Linked DNA regions of Homo sapiens: region 2 is linked to region 1. A link is a contact called in ENCODE Hi-C or POLR2A ChIA-PET data. All regions are on one chromosome and are shown on one strand. Each heading gives the region's core, a stretch centred on a gene start or an enhancer-like site at or near the end of the contact. The rest is flanking DNA. Distances are from core to core; before and after follow the strand shown. Region 1 overlaps SLC22A11 (solute carrier family 22 member 11). Region 2 overlaps NRXN2 (neurexin 2).

Evidence for each region. A loop is a pair of places that touch in the nucleus more often than their neighbours do. ChIA-PET counts read pairs that join two places held with the same protein, here RNA polymerase II (POLR2A). Pooled maps may share reads with other maps.
Region 2: a loop to region 1 is called in a map of GM12878, with 2.2 times the contacts of the local background. The contact joins two enhancer-like sites. A Hi-C loop is called at or near these places in 7 of 168 maps with a recorded cell type or tissue (GM12878, GM13976, HUES64 and 4 more), 1 of 37 single-sample maps with no recorded cell type and 1 of 50 pooled maps. POLR2A ChIA-PET finds 5 or more read pairs at or near these places in 5 of 52 experiments (A673, Caco-2, PC-3 and 1 more).

The regions. Positions count from the first base shown.
Region 1 is chr11:64,563,337-64,569,427 of GRCh38, reverse strand. It overlaps SLC22A11 (solute carrier family 22 member 11), which reads right to left. Exons shown (of 10, transcript NM_018484.4): 5 at 5,000-5,120; 6 at 4,091-4,206; 7 at 1,615-1,829; 8 at 650-758. Among named protein-coding and RNA genes, the nearest start is that of SLC22A11, 10 kb to the right of the region's middle. RefSeq lists an enhancer at 3,645-4,614. Within about 2 kb of position 2,692, at least 15 of the 41 ENCODE cell types and tissues checked have a DNase peak (open chromatin) inside an H3K27ac peak, as active enhancers do.
Region 2 is chr11:64,616,261-64,622,351 of GRCh38, reverse strand. NRXN2 (neurexin 2) reads left to right here. Exons shown (of 23, transcript NM_015080.4): 22 at 1,980-2,058. Among named protein-coding and RNA genes, the nearest start is that of NRXN2-AS1, 25 kb to the left of the region's middle. RefSeq lists enhancers at 1,294-1,909, 1,910-2,526. Within about 2 kb of position 2,476, at least 13 of the 41 ENCODE cell types and tissues checked have a DNase peak (open chromatin) inside an H3K27ac peak, as active enhancers do.

The sequences.
Region 1 (6,091 bases), core at 1,443-3,942:
CTTAAGGGCTTCTCCATACTCCTGCTAGGCCACTGAGCTCCCAACTCAGGCTTTCCATACGATATCAACAAAATCAATAAATGCTTGTCCAAACAACAAATTAAAATATGGAGAAATGAGTGAGTGGTGGAAAGAACATTGGGCTAAAAGTCTGGAGAGCTGGAGTCCAGTCCTACCCTTCTGCTGAGCCAGTCCTTCACCCCGAGCCTCAGTTTACCCAAATATCAAATGTGGGGGTGGCCTAGACTCTAGACCACTGGTTTTCCATTTGTGTTTTATGATGCCCTTGGGCTCCAAGGAGGTGACTTGGGGCTCTCTTGGGGCAGGGAAGGAGTGGTGGGAAGTGAGTTGAGGGTCCCCACTGCTACCAGGGCAGCTCTTGGTCTCCTAATCAGGATTCTTATAAGATTCCATCTGGACAGATGACTCTGTGGCTCAAAATGGTGTGAAAACACAGGCCCAGATGTCCCCAGGGCTCTACTGTACTGCTTCTGTCTGGGTCGAGACTCTCAAGGGGAAGAGCTGTCCTGGGGGGGACCCTGAGCGGCCCTGGCTGCATTTCCCTGGCTGCCAGACCCTTCTTTCCCTTCCCACCGCCCTCTCAGGACGGCCCTGCTGGCCCTGGGGCATGGCCTGCAGCCCAGCTTACCGCACTGGCGTTGGAAAGAGTTCAGCCTTGTAGATGGTGAGGCAGGTTAGGCTTATCCCAAAACATCCCTTTCCCAGCACAGCAAAGACCACACGCAGGGTCTGCAAATCTGGGTACAGGAAGGGGGTGAGAGTGGGGTTTGCCCTGGAGGGTACCCAGGGGCTAGTCAGTGTGCGGCCAGCCAGCCTGGAGCAGAGGGGACCCTGGGCTCCCTACAAGTCCCCGGCCCTGCTGGCTTGGTGCGGGGCTGCCCAGGGCTGGGGTTGGGGGACAGAGCATAGGATGCGATATCGCGGCAGGGGCCCGAGGGGCACAGGCAGAAACCCAGCCAGGTCTAGGGTAGCTGAGCCTGGCCGGCCGTGGAGGCTGCACTGAAAGAATGCCCCCCACCGCGGCTCCTAGGGTCCCGAGATGCCTCTTGCTATGACGGAGAGAGCGCCGGGCCCGGTCCACAGCAGCCTTCCTGCTGCCCGCCAGCCTGCCTGTGTGGGGATGGCAGAAGCCCTGGCCTGGAGGCGGAGGTCCGGGCCCCCTTTTGGCCGCAGGCCTGGCCTCCCCAACGCGTTGCTCCGTGGAGGTGCCTGAACTGCTGGGAGGTGCTCGCCGTTGTCAGTTTCCTCGCAGCTGCTCGCGCTCAGAGCTTGGGCTCTCGCTGCAGCCTGCAGGGCCCCGGCCGCCTCCGTCCCCGCTCAGGCCTTCTGCCAGCCGCAAGGCAGCCTCCTGCCTTCCTCCCGGCTCTGCCGCCACCGCACGACGTGCCGCCCTGTCCCTTTCCCCCAGTCTCCCACCCTCAGCAATAAAAGGAGACACAGAGAGGGATTCCAGGTCCTCATAGCCTCCCTCATTCAGAAAGAAAACAGGGAGGCAGCTCCTGGGGCCAGGGAGGGGATGTGGCCCCACGCTCAGAGCAGTGGGGTGGGCGGGGAAGCAGGGCCCGGTCCCACCGCCCAGTCCGCCTGCCTCACCTTGCGGCACCAGCATGTTGGCTAGAATGGCGAGGCCGGCCATGGCCTGGGAACCCGCCTGGATGGTGCGGCGGCCAAGGAAACTGAGCAAGAGGGCAGTGGTGGCCCGGCCCAGGAAGTCCACGGCCCCGAAGAGGGCCTGGAGGAGGAAGATGTCACGGCCCAGGCTCTGCAGGTCGAAGACCAGCCCATAGTAGGAGATCAATAGAGAGAAACTGCGGGCAAGGCTGGAAGTCAGGTCCCTGCCCTGCCGGGGAGAGGGCACCCCAACAGCAACAGCACCTCCCACCAGGAGCTGCCTGGGAGGACATGGCCAACCCCGGAGGACAATCCTGGGCTTGTCTCGGCCAGCGATCCCAGAAGCCTGCCAAACTCAGGACACAACCCCAGCGTCAGGCTCTTCCAGGAAAGGGCAGGCAGGGTGGCTCCACCATCCCTTCACACACAGGCTTTGTGTCAGGGGCAGCGATGCGCTGGGGCGTTGCCTCTCTGGCTGGGACCAAGTCTGCCCTCGGGGGCCTCTGAGCTGCCCCTCACTTCCGGACTAGCCCTCTCTGGCTTTGATTCTGATAACCAGTCACACTGTGCCTTTCTCTTGGAAGATGGGAATCATGGCAGGACAGGGCCTCTCGGGAGACCCTGGGCTGCATTGCCCAGACCACATTCAGGATGGAGAGCCTGTCCCCCAGCCCCTGGGAGTGCTGCCCCTTCTCTGGGGAGAGCAGCCTGTGACTGGTTCATGGGGCAGAGGGACCACCCAGAAAGGCCCCAGCTCCCACGCTCCCAGGGGCTGGGCTGGGCCCAGGCTGTGGCTGCATCTCCCCTTGCCTTCCCTTCTCCATCTCAGGGTCTGCTTTCTGCCCACTCCCCCACCCCACTGGCTCACGAGTAGCTGAATTTACGGTATTTAAATTCTCATGGTTTGGAGATGGGATTTGGATCCACAACTGGCTGCAAGGTAAAATTCTTCTCGGCCACGTTTAAAATCTGTGCTCTCCCTGCTTAACCCAGATGCTCCTCCCAGCCCTCCCCTTAGGCGTCACCTGATTGCATCACCCAATAAACATCGGACAACACCAGCCCAACAACATCAGAGTAAAATCGCACAAGCCGCGGTGTTTCATGAAGTTTATGTGAGTGACGTGAGAGTCACTGGGCTGGTGCTCAAAGCGGCCGACACTGGAGCCTTGGACAGATAACAACTGGGTTAACAAGACAGGAAAACCCACAAGGTCACCAGCTTCAAAGCCTCTGATTTGAATAACAAAGGTTGCAGAGCCGGCCCCTGGGAGAACTGAGGAATCCTGGAAGGTTTTTTTTTTTTTTAAAAAAAAAAACTGGTCCCGGGTGTTTGCAGTGAGAGCACTCCTTCTGATTTATCAGAAAAAAATTGAAGTTTTTTAAAAAAGGCATTTGATCTATCTTTGTTCTAAGATGTAGCAAGTATTTGCCATCATAACCCATATGTGGTTAAATATAGCATAAAAGAAACGTTTTCCTAAACTTCAGTTTTATTTCAAGATAAAAGTCCCAATCAAACCAGGTCCTTAGGTTTTTTTTTTTTTCCTTTGACGGAATCTTGCCCTGTCGCCCAGGCTGGAGTGCAGTAGCACAATCTCAGCTCAGTGCAGCCTCTATCTCCTGGGCTCCAGTGATCCTCCTGCCTCATTTTTTGATTTTTAGTAGCGATGAGAGGGTCTTACTATGTTACCCAGGCTGGTCTTGAACTCCTGGGCTCAAGCGATCCTCCTGCCTCAGCCTCCCAAAGTGAGGGATTACAGGCTTGAGCCACCGCGCCTGACTGGTCCTTGCTTTTTAATATGCTCTTTTGGATGTCACCGGAACTGAATTTGTTTTAAGGGCCTTTTCCTGGGCCCAGATGACCTTGGGTCCCGGGGAGGGCCAGGGTCTGGTCGCGCGGGCCCTGGCAGTGACAGTGCCGGTAAGCCAAGTGTTAGCTCAGCCCGGTTCCAATGCAGGCTCTATTATTTTGGGCTTGTTCCTTACCCCTCTGGGATCCTCTTTCCCCATCAGTGAAGTGGGGTTGCATGGAGGGGTCAGCGAATGCAGGTTCACCCTCTAGGAGCATGGCCATGGTCTCTAGGAAAGTGGTAAGTCTCTAACGATGACACACAGTGGTACTCCTCGGCCGTGGCTGGTCCCCTGGCTCTAGGGACCCTGGCTCTGCCTCTGTCTTGGGACCTCCCTGGGACCCTGGGACCCCCAGCCTAGAGCTGCCTTTTCCTCTGGCTTCCTGCAGATGGCAGCCTCCAGATCCCACCTGTGCATAGTCCCTCTCTGCTGCCTGCCAGGACTCCTGCCTGCTGGGGCTGTCTGCGTCCTGTCCCAGACAGAAATGCACCCCCTTGAGGCCTGCGGGTGCTGTTTCCCCTGGACGCTCTGCCTCCTGCCTGTCCCAGCTCTGCCTCCTGCCTGTCCCAGCCCTGCCTTGGGGAGGGACACCAGGACGGCGTACTTCACCACCAGCATGGCGCAGCTCCTCCAGCGGAGCACGGGCACGCAGAACAGGTCCAGCACCGACCGCGGCTCCTTTGCAGAGGCCACCTCCTCCTTCACGCTGGACATCAGCACCTTCCGGGGAGAATGGGGGCACCGTGAATGGTAGGGCAATGGCCCTGCCCCACCCCCTGTGCCAGAGAACAGTGTCCAAGTGGCCAGAGTGACGGGGAGCCTGTCCTGGGCCTCGGCCTCTGGAAGCTGGATCCCTAGGGGAAGGGGAGGGGATGGGGCAGAAAAGGTTCTCTCCAGGCCCTGGCTCTTCTGCAGGTTTGACTCAGCCCTGGTCCTCTCAGCTCTAGCTTGCCTCCTTCTGGAAGCCTTCCCTTATCCTCCGACCCCATCTTCACTCTAATCTCTGGCAGCGCCTGTTTCCTGAAAGCAGCTACCTTCAAATAAACACATTCTGTTTCCCCAGACACATCGAGAACCCCCATGAGGTGGGTGCGTGCTACATGCAGGTGGAGGTGGTGGGTGATGGAGGTGACGGTGTGGGTGCTGTTGATAATGATGGTGCTGTTACCGATGGTGACGATGGTGGTGAAGGTGGTGGAGATGTTTTGCAGAGATGGTGGCTGTGGGGTTAGTGATGGTATTGGTGGTGCTGGTGGTGATGGAGTGATGGCAGTGAAGGTGATGGTGGGTGTGGACAGTGGTGGTGCTGTTGGTGATGGTATCGGGATTGGTGGTGGTGGTGGTGGTGTCTGTGTGGAGGTGGTGATGGAGGTGTTGGTGGTGTCTGTGGAGATGCTGGTGGTGGTGCTGGTGGAGGTGGTGCTGGAGTGGGTGGTGCTGTTGGAGGCCACACGGATGATCCCTCAGTGCACGTCCTGTCCCAGGTCAAGTCTCGCAGACAGCAGCATCTCACCTCTATGGTCAGGTTCTTGGCCTCCTTGTGGCCATTTATCCTGGCCACCTTTCTGAGCTCCTGAAGTGCTTGGTCTGGTTTGCCCTTAATAATCAGCCACCGGGCGGATTCTGGCAGCCACCTGTAAGGAGGCAGGTGTGTAGCTGGGAGTGCACGCTGGGCTCTCCCCCGGGGCGGGGTGGAAAGGGGCAGTGGGCACGGACCCTCCAGCTGAGATGAGTGATGAGGAAGCACATGCTTCTGTGCCGCTGCTGCCCAGCCAGGAGCCTGGCAGTCCCCAGCGGTTTCAGAATAAAGCTGAGTCCCAATGCCTGGCCGCCCACCTTCCCAAGCGAGCCACCTCCATCTGGCTCGCCTGGCTGCCCGGGGCCTGCCCACCTGAGCCCTGCACACAGCCAGGGCACAGGTGGCCTGGGCATGGGTGTCCCTAGAGTTGGCTGCTTCACCAGTGATTCTGGGGCTATTTCTAGGATAGAAAGGTCACTTGGTGCTGGGTTTTTTTGTTTTTTTTTTGAGATGGAGTCTCACTCTGTCACCCAGGCTGGAGTGTAGTGGTGCGATCTTGGCTCACTGCAACCTCCACCTCCCAGGTTCAAGTGATTCTCCTGCCTCAGCCTCCTGAGTAGCAGGGTCTACAGGTGTGCACCACCATGGCTAATTTTTTTGTATTTTTAGTAGAGATGGGGTTTCACCATGTTAGCCAGGATGGTCTTGATCTTCTGACCTTGTGATCCACCTGCCTCAGCCTCCAAAGTGCTGGGATTACAGGCTTGAGCCACTGTGCCCGGCCTTTTTTTTTTTTTTTTTTTTTTTTTTTTAGCACATTTAAAATATCCCCAGGCAGAACCAGGTGATTTTATAAAACCAGTCTATTTCTCCCCAACCTCAGGGGCAGGTGGGCCAGGAGAAACACTTTCCTGGTGGAAGGCACAGGATCTGCCCAACCCACCGGCTCTCAGCCCTGTTTGCAGGGAAGCTAAGAAGGACTTCTGGAGGCAGTCTGACGTAGTGGTGAAGAGTTAGCCTGCCTAGGTTCAAATCCTGCCTCTGGCATTCACCGGCTGTGTGTGACCTTGGGTGAGTGACCTAACC
Region 2 (6,091 bases), core at 1,227-3,726, 53 kb before region 1:
TGGATGGTACCAGGCTGGCCCTGCTGTGGGCAGGGGTGACAGCATGGGAGGGCTGGATGCAGTCACCTGGCATGGGCAGCCCCTCTCCAGAGGCTGGTGGAAGCTAGGAGGAGCCTCTCCTTGTTTGCTGGGGTCCCTGCAGTGGGAAAGCCCTGGCTGCAAGTCCATTGCCTTCACAAGCCCTCTCCATGTGACTATGAGCAGGCACCACAACTCAGGCAGCTTCAGTGTCCTCTCCGTCTGTGCGTCTGAGGGGGTCTCAGTGCAGACAGTTCCCTGGTGCTCACCCCACCTGCTGATCTGGATGGCCCCAGCTAGCCTAGTCCCAGGCTTCCTGCAGCACAGACTGGTAGGGAGGAGGGGCCTTGAAGCACATGGAGCCCACCCCACCTGCTCAGGTGTTTCCTGGGTCAGGTCAAGCCCTAGCGATAGGGCAGGACTGGAGGGGCCTGCACCTGGGGAATGGGGCTCTGCTGGAGCAGGACAGGCCTGTGTGACTTCCTGAGGCAGCCCAGGCTGGGCTGTTTTCTAGTTGTTGCCTCCTGTGCTTGCTCTGACCGTTAGCACAGGGAGGGCTCACACCTGGCATGAAGGCCTTTTTTGGCCACCCCTTCTCTTCCCATCGCCCTGTCTGGCAGCCTATGGCTGTTAGGCACCCTCTGTCCTTCTAGGGTGAGGGCAGGATCTGGGGGTGGCCATGAGGATGTGCTCCTCCCTCTGTCACCAGTCTGTCTTCAGCTTCTCCCTCTGAGGGGTGGGCTCCATGTGCTTTAAGACCCCTCCTCCCTGCCAGTCTGTGCTGCAGGAAGCCTGGGACTAGGCTAGCTGGGGCCATCCAGATCAGAGAGACAAGCCTGTACCCACTTCCTCTCTGCAAAGAAAGCTGAGGAGACCTGAAGACTTTGCCCCGAGGGAGCAGGGAGCCCTTGGGGAAAAGGTCTGGGCTCTACCCAAGGCTGGGTACCCACCATGCCCAATACCCTCCAAATCATAGGGGACGAGGGGCTGTCTGGTCTCAGTGGGAGGGTGATGGGCAGATCATCCTGGTGGAAGAGAGAGGTGGGAGTCCCAGGAGTCACTGCTGTGGTGGGGAAGCCCAAGATGGAGGCTGGTGCCGAGGGGGCAAGAATGCAGAAGGGAGCTGGGTCCTCCAGGCACTGCCTTGCCCTTGGGTGAGTGAGGGCTGTTGAGTCTGAAGATCATGGGCTGGGAAGAGGCAGGTTATGACCCTTTCAACCCTGCTCGTCCTTGTCCTTCAGCCTAGCTCTCTCCTCACCTTCCCGCAGTTTCTCGCGCTCCCTTCTTGCCTGGACTTTTGATTTCCCTCCTTGGGTCTCCTCCTTCATGCCCCTGAGCGCCCCCCTCCTCCTTACACTCACTCATCTTGGGGATTCTCTTTCTTTGCAATAAGTAAGAGAGAAAATGCTGACAAAGTCTTCTCTTGTCGTCATGGCAACCACAGCCCTAATTACTGTGTGCAGCCCGGCTCTCTCAGGCTCCAGGAAAGGGGGTTGGGAGAGAGATGAGGGGTGATGGGTGGTGAAGCTGGAGCCAGGAAACCCTCCAGGGCCTGGCCCTATTCTGCCTGCGCTGGCCTCTGCAGGCTCCGCCCCATAGGGCCTTGCCTCCCTGGCACCTTCCCTGAGGCATCCTAGATCCTCTTGCCCTGGCGCTGCAGGTCAAAGTCTGGCGTCCACTCTCCTCACTTCCGAGAAATAAAAAGCACCATGTGTGCTGTTTCACTGACCTTCGGAAGCCATGAAAACCTGCAGGGCTGTTGCTGGGGAGTTCCCTGTGCATAGCAGGAAATGGAGGCCCGAGGTCAGCCAGCAAGAGATGGGAGGGCTGGGACTCAGACCAGTCTGGTCCGTCTCAGCCCAGGGGCATCCCCCGTGCCACCGTGCACCTCAAGTGGCAGCTGTGGGATCTGCTGACCTGCCTGGAACCTCTCTTTCCCCACCCCTTCTCTCGCCCCTCAGAACACAGATGACCTGCTGGTGGCCTCTGCTGAGTGTCCAAGCGATGATGAGGACCTGGAGGAGTGTGAGCCCAGTACTGGTGAGTGCCTTTCCCCCCTCCCCTGCCCCGGGTCCCTCTGCGATGCTGCTGGGAGGGGGGCGACTGTCCCTGCCACCTGGCCCAAGCCCCAGGGCCTGCTGCCAGGCCTTAGCTTTCCCTGATAGTTCCCCCTTGCCTAACATCCTCCCAGTCCCTCAGCTGCTCTCTGGCAAGATGCCTTTTGGTTCCCAGCCCCTCAGAGGTAGTGAGGTCCTTAGCCTGGGGTCCTGGGGTTGAGAGCCAAGAGGTGCTGGGAGAGAAGGAGGGAGGCGTTTCCCTAGGAGGATGAGTAACTGCAGCTCCCATGAGTCCCTGGGGTGGGGGAGGGTGAACATGGCTTAGGAACTACAACTCCCATCAGTTCTTGGGTCCAGAACCACAACTCCCACCTGCCCCTGAGGCCTGGTGCTCTCTAGGCCACTAGTAGAGGAGATCTCTGCTGGATCCTGGGCCCTCCTCTTCTCCTGGGTGTTGGGAGGTGTCCTGTGCTCTGTCTGAAGTGTTCCCAGAGTGGACACTGCCAGGACTGCCAGGCCAAGGTGAGGCAGTTACAACACAGTGACTGCTCTGAATCCGATAGTGTGCTGGGTGGGAGGTTCCCCCTAGACCAGACTTGTGGTCTCCTGGGGAATATTAGGGCCTGAGGTCTGGCCCAGATTCTAGTGGGGGAGCTGCTGTAGGAGGAGAGCAGGGCTGGGAGGGAAGGCTCTCCAGGGCCTGGGGCAATGGGGCCAGGGAGTGCTTTCTAGGCCTCTGCTTGATACTTCTTGCTGGAGCCAAGGGTGCAGCCACAGAGAGAGACCAGGCTGGCAAAGCGGGGGTGGCCTTGAGTGCTGCTTGAGAAGTGTGGGATGTGGAGTGGTGCAGTGAGTGCCAAGGCTGCTCATTTGAGCAGGTTGGGGGTGGCCAAGAGCAGCTGGGGGAGGGTGGGATACTTGAGGCTGGCAGAGGGAGCAGAGAAAGGACTGGATGTGGCCAGATTTCCCAGTGGAGGAGTGTGGGCCTCGGTGGCTGCCAGATGAGTCTGTGGGAGTGGAGGGCCACCCACGTTTCTCGCTTGGGCTGCTGGAGACTTCTCCCCATTACCTTGCAATGGGTGGCACCTGGGTTGTTGGTACCAGAAGGCTGGAGGTTGGGGCCGGTGCTTGCGGGGTTGGGGGAGATTATGTGGTCAGGAGGTGGGCAGTGAGCCCTGGATACATCCTGTGAATCTGGCCTGGGGGCCTCCCAGCTCCAGAAAAGACATTCAGGCTGAGGGTGGGCCACGACCTTGGAAGGGGTGTGGATAGAGCAGGACCATAGCATGGCCTGTGGAGCCTTGGGGCAGAGGCTCAGCTTCAAAAACCAAGGGCAGAGGGGTTTCTGGGGCACAGGCGCCCAGACCCAGAGGCTAAAGCCCAGTTGCCCTCCATGTCCCCCAAGTAGGCTAGAGCTGAGAGGGGTCATTCCCATGGGCCTGGGCCCAGGGACCTTCAGGGGAGCTGCCAGCTGCTGGGCCAGAAAGGCCTTCCTTTCCATAGCCCAGGGCCTGTGCTTTCTGGGTCAGATGCCTTCCTCTCTAGGAGGCCCCTCTGCTGAGTGCTGTTACTTCTTCCCCTGGGGCGATCTTGGCTCAAGGATGTACACTCCAATGCCTCCATTGCTTTGGGGGGCTCTGGGCATCTGGTGACTTCAACACACAGTACCCCCTGCCCTGCTTTACTGCTCTGAGCTCTAGGCGTTTATTGGTGGCTCCTGTGGCCAACACAGCACTGCTAGCCCAGGCCTGCTGGAAGTGGCTGTGATGAGCGGCCCCATAAAAGCTCTGGGACGGGGCTCTGGGGACAACGGTCTTTGAGGGTCCTGAAGAAAGGGCACTGAGTGGCACCACATGTGTTTACACACAGGTGCCCATGTTCACACACTCTGGGACAGGAATTCCTGGGTAACAGGAGGAGTCTCTGCTTTCCCTGCACCCTGCAGAGGGGTATCTGGGGCCAGATGGTCACCACGTAGGGGCATGCAGTGCACACTGGATCCCACCTGGGCCATACTCTGCCCACCGAAGTTCTAGCCTCCCAGCCCTGTCTTGGAGTCTAGTCAGGGGCCTGGGTCTGATGCTGAATGGGTGCATTGGTGGTCTGAGCCCTTTTAGGCTGCATTAGGGCAGAGGGTGAGGAGGCGCTGAAGCAGGCGGGTCAGCTGGTTCCCAGTCAGGGATCTGTGAGGTCACTGACCACTGAGCCACCCTCTTGGGAAAAGGGCCAAGTAGAGGATGAAGGGTGGAGGAGGTCTAGAAGCCTGGGATAGAGAGGGGCTGATAGCCATTCCAGCACCCAGCTTTAAAAGTAAGGCCAGGAGGGAGGGCAGAGTACACTCTGGAGCCCCCAGAGGAAACTGCCAGAAGCCACAGCCTCTCCCCTAAGCCTGCATCGCACATGCTTACACGTCCACATTTGCACCACTGTGAAAGGTTTAACGATGGATCCTCATCATCCCAATGGGAGGCCAGGCAAGGACCAAAATGACTCCAGGGTCTCCCAGTCTCGTGTAGACCATGCCATGCCGCCCAGAGCCTCTCCCAGGCCCAAATGCAAGGAGGCTTTTCTCCAGCAGACGGCCAGGACTCCCTTGGCTCCAGTGTCAGAGGTGGGGGCAGCCTCGCTGGAGACCCCATGGGGTTTTACCTCTCCCACCTTGCAGATCCTCATCCCTGGGTCTGGGATCATTTCTGCTCACCTTTTCACCCTTTTCCCTAACCTGGGCTCCTCCACAGACCCTGGCCCATACTTTCTCCCTTGTTTAGTGAGACCATCATCTACACGGTTATTTTAGCTGAGGTTGGCTTTTGAATGGGAGTGCCTTTAGCAGGGCATGCACCATCGGTAATGTACCCACTCATAGTTGTCTCAGCTGGCCCAACCCACATATTGTGTCCTGGGCCTGGCCCCTGAGGGGATCTGACTTTGCACAACCCGAGACGTGCAGGAAGAGAAGAGCACACACAGGCTCAGACCCACAGAGGCAGGGTCTGTATGCACATGTATGACCAGAGGCATGCACACATACAGCCCTACACATACATACATTTACATACCCACCAGCAAGCTCACATGGGCCCACTTCCACACACACACATACACACACACACACGTTCAAACCTAGAGGAGCACACACTATTTGTACCTAGACCAACAGAGGCACACACATGCTTAGACTCCAAGAGACATGTGTGTGCTTATACCCCCCTGAAGTCCATAAACACAGATACACACCTGTTGAGACTCACAGAAGCATAAACTCATGCACACATGCATAGCCTAATGAAAGCACATGCATGCACTCAGAGCTACCAACTCTTGCATGTGTGTGCTTAGAGCTCCAGAAATAGCCGCAGAGGCACTCAGATGCACACGTGTGCACCTACTCAGCTCCCAGAGGTTCACACTTGTGTGTGTGTTCAGTTGCACCAAGGCACACATATTGTGTGTCTCACACCAAGGCACTTGGCTGTGTTCTGAGCTATGTGTGCATGCATGTTCAGACCCACTGAGGCACACCCACACACTCATATCTACTGACACCCATGCTGAATGTTCAGAATCACACACACATGCTCAGACCCAGAGACAGACTTGCATATTGCAGGCACTCAGGACAGGACACACACATCTGTGTTCAGACCTGAGTGTGTGTGAATATGTGCTTAGGCTCAGTGAGACATATACCTTGTGACACGCCCTCGGACTCACAGATTATACATCTGTGCTCAGCTCAGAGGCACACATATGTGCACAGATCCACCTGTGTAACACACACAGGTGCTCAGACCACAGAGTCCTACATGCATGTTCAGACAGGCAGATGCTCACATGTGTTTCAGAACCGCAGAGACCTGTATGCATGTTCAGATCAGGCAAGTAAGCAGTGTGCTTAGACCCACCACAGTGCACATGTGTGCCCACATGTACTTACAGAAATGCACATCTATGACCAGGCTCACAGAGGTACATGTGTGTATAAGTATACTCACCACAATGCACACATACATATC